Regions from separate parts of the Homo sapiens genome. Here region 2 is linked to region 1. Evidence: read pairs that join two places in POLR2A ChIA-PET (ENCODE). Cell type or tissue: K562. All regions are shown on one strand.

What was found. Peaks named below come from ENCODE experiments on the same cell type or tissue, not always from the same donor. Only the 100,000 strongest peaks of a DNase experiment are listed, where the experiment ranks them.
Region 2: POLR2A ChIA-PET joins it to region 1 with 8 read pairs; 2 of 35 experiments call an interaction of 5 or more read pairs at or near these places.

The regions. Positions count from the first base shown.
Region 1 is chr11:64,066,383-64,068,882 of GRCh38, reverse strand. The region is part of intron 3 of MACROD1 (mono-ADP ribosylhydrolase 1); the gene reads left to right. All of the region lies in intron 1 of FLRT1 (fibronectin leucine rich transmembrane protein 1), which reads right to left. Among named protein-coding and RNA genes, the nearest start is that of FLRT1, 32 kb to the right of the region's middle. In K562, no CTCF peak of the experiment used is centred here; a DNase peak (open chromatin) is centred at 1,377.
Region 2 is chr11:63,977,536-63,980,035 of GRCh38, reverse strand. No RefSeq gene overlaps it. Among named protein-coding and RNA genes, the nearest start is that of COX8A, 4.2 kb to the right of the region's middle. RefSeq lists enhancers at 734-1,411, 2,088-2,500. In K562, no CTCF peak of the experiment used is centred here; no DNase peak of the experiment used is centred here.

The DNA of each region.
Region 1 (2,500 bases):
TCTGTGAACCTCCGGGGAAGGCCGAGGCTCACTCAACCAGGCTGGGAGGGCTGCTCAGTGACACAGGCCCACAAAGGATGGGGGAGCATGCCCATGGGGGTGCTCCCAGGTTCTGAGCCCATTATCTGGGCTCCCAGGCTAGCAGCTGTCCCAGCTGCAGCTTCTCTGCCCTCAGCTGGGAGAGACAGACACGTGAGATCAGGACCCTTGGTGCAGGCTGGAGGGGGTAGAGACAAAAGCCCCTCTGCACATGGAACCCTATCTATTCTGCCTGGGCTTCCCTGGCTTCAGTTTATCTGCCAATCAAATGGGAATGCGGGGCTCTGTAAGAGTAATCGGCAGTAAATATGTGCAAGGGAGACAACCATCGTTATCCTAGGACCTCATGTTTGTGGAGGGCTCCAATCTGTGCCAGCCCTTACCGTGCCCAGACTCTTTTATTCCTTGCTAGCAGCTGGTGAGGTCAATGCAGTAGATACCTCCATTTTACAGCTACTAGGGCATGCGGGCAGCTGGGCCTGAGCCTGCCAGGGCCTGGTAGGCATCACTGTCCCCAAAGGCGGAAGAGTGGGACAGGCGGGTGCTGGGTGGGGTTGGGGTGGCCTTGCCACCAGCTCCCCAATGCCTGGGACTGAAGGGGTTTCTGACACCGCGTGGAGGTGCCACATCACCTGAACAGAAGGCAGAACCGTTGCCAACACTCCCGAAGCGTGAGTCCTGCCAATTTGAACGCCATATCTTAATGCCATTAATTTACATTTTGATTCAACTTTCTTAATTTTACTTCAACTTCGCCCGGCTCCGGTTTGAGAATCATTTTAATGTATTTATCTGTGAGGCAATTTGTTAAATAACCCCCAAGACCGGCGGTTTTCCGTTCTGAGCTTTTATTGCAAGGCTGTTTTAAATTAAATTAGTTGTCAGGGTCCCTGAGTGCATTGTAACGGGGATGGGTTCACCGCCAGCCCCCTCCTAAAAGCCGAGCGAACCGCTGGCTAAATGGACAGCAGCAGGAAGTGGGCCGCTCAGCTCCTCCCCCAACCCCCTCATCACCCATTTCAGGAGTGTGGGGGTGGCACAGCCGCCCCTCAGTCAGGGAAAACAAACAGCTCTGGGGCCACCCCCAGTTCACAAGCTGGGGGTGGCAGCCTGCGGTGCCTCGCGAGGGGCGTGTCCGCAATCACTGCAGGCAGGGCAGCTCCAGGCACCCCAGCCCTCCAGCTGCCTGCTTGGGGACCCTGTGTGTGCACCGGAGGCCACGGGCATGTTGGTGCGTCACCCACCTAGGGACAGGAGGGAGACAAGCCTGGGTCCTGGTCCCTGCTTTGGGTCCCTGAGCCCCAGGGGGAGGGGCTGGGGAGTTGGGGAGGTGCCGTCTGTCCCCGTCCCCGACCTATCTCCTCCCTTCTGTTATCTGAGCTGGGCGTCTGTGCTGGCTGTCACCTGGGCCGGGGGCATGATTTGTGAGCTGAAAGGCTCAGGTATTGAATCTATATTTCATTTTCACGTCAGCAGCTGCTATTTTGCCCGATAATGGATTCCCCCCTCACCATCCTCCGGGAGAGGCTGAGCAGTGGGGAGGAGGCCATGTCGTGTTAATGATGCTCCTTCCCTCCCTCTCGTGCCGCACAGGTGGGAGTGGGTGCCATGCAAGGCCTCTCCCCACCCCTCCCATCTGCCATCTCCTTGGAGCCGCATGTGCCTACAGGTGGGTATGGCCGGCCTCCCACCCCCACCAGCCCTGCCTACTTGGCCCTGGCCTGTGGTGTAATGAGAATGGCTTCCATTCTGCCAGGCCTTAGTTTACCCAAATGAGCCAGGACATTGGGCATGGGGGGTCCCTGAGCCCCTCATCCAATCTCCCCAGGGACTGCCTAGCGTGAGGGCAGAGGCTTGGGATGCCAGCTGGGCTCTGTGTGACCCTCCGTAGCGCACTGGGGCGGGCAGCACCTGGGCTGGGGCGTGGGCTCCGGAGCTATAGCCTGAGCCTGAATCCTGGCTCTTCAGCTTCCAGCAGCCTGACCTTGGCCATCTGCTTCACAGTCTGAGCCTCAAGTTGCCTCTCTGTCTAATGGAGTTCTCGTAGGATAGTTGTTAGGATTAAGTTGATCTAAGTACTCAGAAGGGCCTGGAAGGTAGGAAGGAAGCCTCATGCCTGGGGGCTCTCATCGTATTCCCACCTTGCAGGCAGACATCTCAGAAGGAGCGTGATTATTTACATTCTTTTTTTTTTTTTTTTCTTTTTGAAGACATGGTCTTGATTTGTTGCCCAGGCTGGAGGCTGGAATGCAGTGGCTATTCACAGGTAGGATCATACTGCACTGTAGCCTTGACCTCCCAGGCTCAAGTGATCCTCCTGCCTCAGCCTCTGGAGTAGCTGGGACTACAGGCGCATGCCACCACACTCCGCTAATTTTTTAAAATTTTTTGTAGAGATAGCGGGGTTCTTGCTTTGTTGCCCAGGCTGGTCTGAAACTCCTGGCTTCTAGTGATCCTACCA
Region 2 (2,500 bases), 89 kb after region 1:
TCTACTAAAAATACAAAATTAGCTGGGTGTGGTGGTGCATGTCTGTAGTCCCAGCTACTCGGGAGGCTGAAGCAGGAGAATCGCTTGAACTCGGGAGGCAGAGGTTGCCAATGACCCAAGGTCGTGCCATTGCACTCCAGCCTGGGCAACAAGAGCAAAACTCCGTCTCAAAAAAAAAAAAAAAGAAAAACTCAAGATCACACTTTTTCCAGTGCCACGTCCTTGCTGTGTGCAGCCCCGTGGTTATGAGACCAGCACCTCATCTGTGCCCACAGCCAGAGGAAAGCAGCCCTGAGTCAACCAAGGGCCAGGACACTCAGGGCCCTCTACTCAAGAAGTGCAGGCTTGGTGGGAATGCCCCGGCCTCCCACACCGCAGTGGCTGGTCCCCAGGGCCAGGGAGCTGCCAGCCAGGCCAGGAGATGGGCCTGAGAGGACAGTCAGGGGGCGCTCAGGTCCCACCTCCACAGGGACTAATGTAAGCAGAAAAGCCTCCCAGAACCATGCACAGAACAAGGGGTGGTCCTGTTGTGTGGAAGATGGCCATGAGGACCCTCCATCCAGAAACAAGGGACCTGTTGTGATACCTGTATGTGGCAGGTGGATTCTCCTAGGTCAGTACCCCATCCTGGCTCCAGATCCAACATAGGCTCTCCCCTCCCTGGCCGATGCTCCCACCGGGCACACCTGCAGCATTCTGAACCCCACTAGGGGCAACAGGCCCAGGCAGCTTCTCCCCGGCCCTCCAACTAGGCCCTGACCCTTCAGCCTCATATACAAAGTCTGGCTTGTGTGGAAGGAAAGGAGCCACCTAGGAGGCAGAGGACAATTTCCTAACGCTCAGGGAAACAGCTATGGCAGGAGCTAAACCCAGTACGGTATCAGGCACTGGGCCCCACAGGCTTCCCTGGGCATCACGCAGAAAAGCCAAGCAAGACCAGGCTACGGCAGGAGAGTCAGGTCCACCCTCAGCTCTGTCAACATAAATCAGGAAACAACCTGCAGAACAGGAGCTAGGAAGACGTGTGTTCAGACACTCAGGGCCTGAGGCCAACCACAGCCCTCCCCTCTCACCTGACATCTTTGCCCACTGTTCCAGGCACAGGCGTCCTGGCAGCCTCAGCTCCACAGGGGAGACTGAACCTGTGTCTTTTCAGAAATCAACCAAGTCACCCCAGCAAAGAGGATGCAAAGGAGAGGTAAAGCCATGTCTTCCTCGAGGGTGGGACCCGGCAGGTCCGAGTATTCCTTCCAGATGCTGGCAATCAGGACTCCAGCTCAGCGTGCAGTGTTTGGGAACATTGCCCCTGCTGAGGTACTTCCTGCCCCTCACACACCAGGAGAAAGAATCACTGAGGAAGGACTCCTGGGGACAGAGGAATGGCAGATTCCCCAAGTCAAACAGAGGAGGAGAAAGGGAAGCTGGCAGATAGAATGAAGAAAGACAATTAGTCCATAACCATGTATGGAAAGTGTTAGAAGGAAAGGGGCCCTGGAGTTGACATTTAAAAAGCAAGCAGGGGCCGGCGGCGGTGGCTCACGCCTGTAATCCCAGCATTTTGGGAGGCCGAGGCGGGCAGATATTGAGGTTCAAGAGATCGAGACCATCCTGGCCAACATGATGAAACCCCATCTCTACTAAAAATACAAAAATTAGCTGGGCGTGGTAGCACACGCCTGTAGTCCTAGCTACTCGGGAGGCTGAGGCAGGAGAATCACTTGAACCCAGGAGGCGGAGGTTGCAGTGAGCCGAGATCACACCACTGCACTCCAGCCTGGCGACAGAGCGAGACTCTGTCTCAAAAAAAAAAAAAAAAGCAAGCAGCCAGGCGCAGTGGCTGACACCTGTAGTCCCAGCACTTTGAAAGGCTGAGGTAGGAGGATCACTTGAGCCCACGAGTTCAAGATCAGCCTGTCCAACATAGTAAGACCCCATCTCTACAAGAAAATGTTTTAAGAAACTAGCCAGGTATGGCTGGGCGCAGTGGCTCATGCCTGTAATCCCAGCACTTTGGGAGGCCGAGGTGGGCGGATCACGAGGTCAGAAGTTCGAGACCAGCCTGACCAACAGGGTGAAACCCCATCTCTACTTAAAAAAAAAAAAAAAAACCATTAGCCGGGCATGGTGGCGAGCGCCTGTAATCCCAGCTACTCAGGAGGCTGAGAATCACTTGAACCCGGGAGGCGGAGGTTGCAGTGAGTCGAGATTGTTCCACTACACTCCAGCCTGGGCAACAGAGTGAGACTCAGTCTCAAAAAAAAAAAAAAAAAGATGAAACTAGCCAGGCATGGTGGTAGCACATGCCTATAGTCCCAGCTACTGGGGTACAACCTGTGGTGGGAGGATCGCTTGAGCCTGGGAGGTCAAGGCTGCAGTCAAAGTCAAGGCTACAGAGCTGTGATTGCGCCACTGCAGTCTAGCCTCAAAAAAAAAAAAAAAAAAAGCGGGGGCACGGAGCGGTCTCTCACGCCTGTTAATCCCAGCATTTTGGGAGGACGAG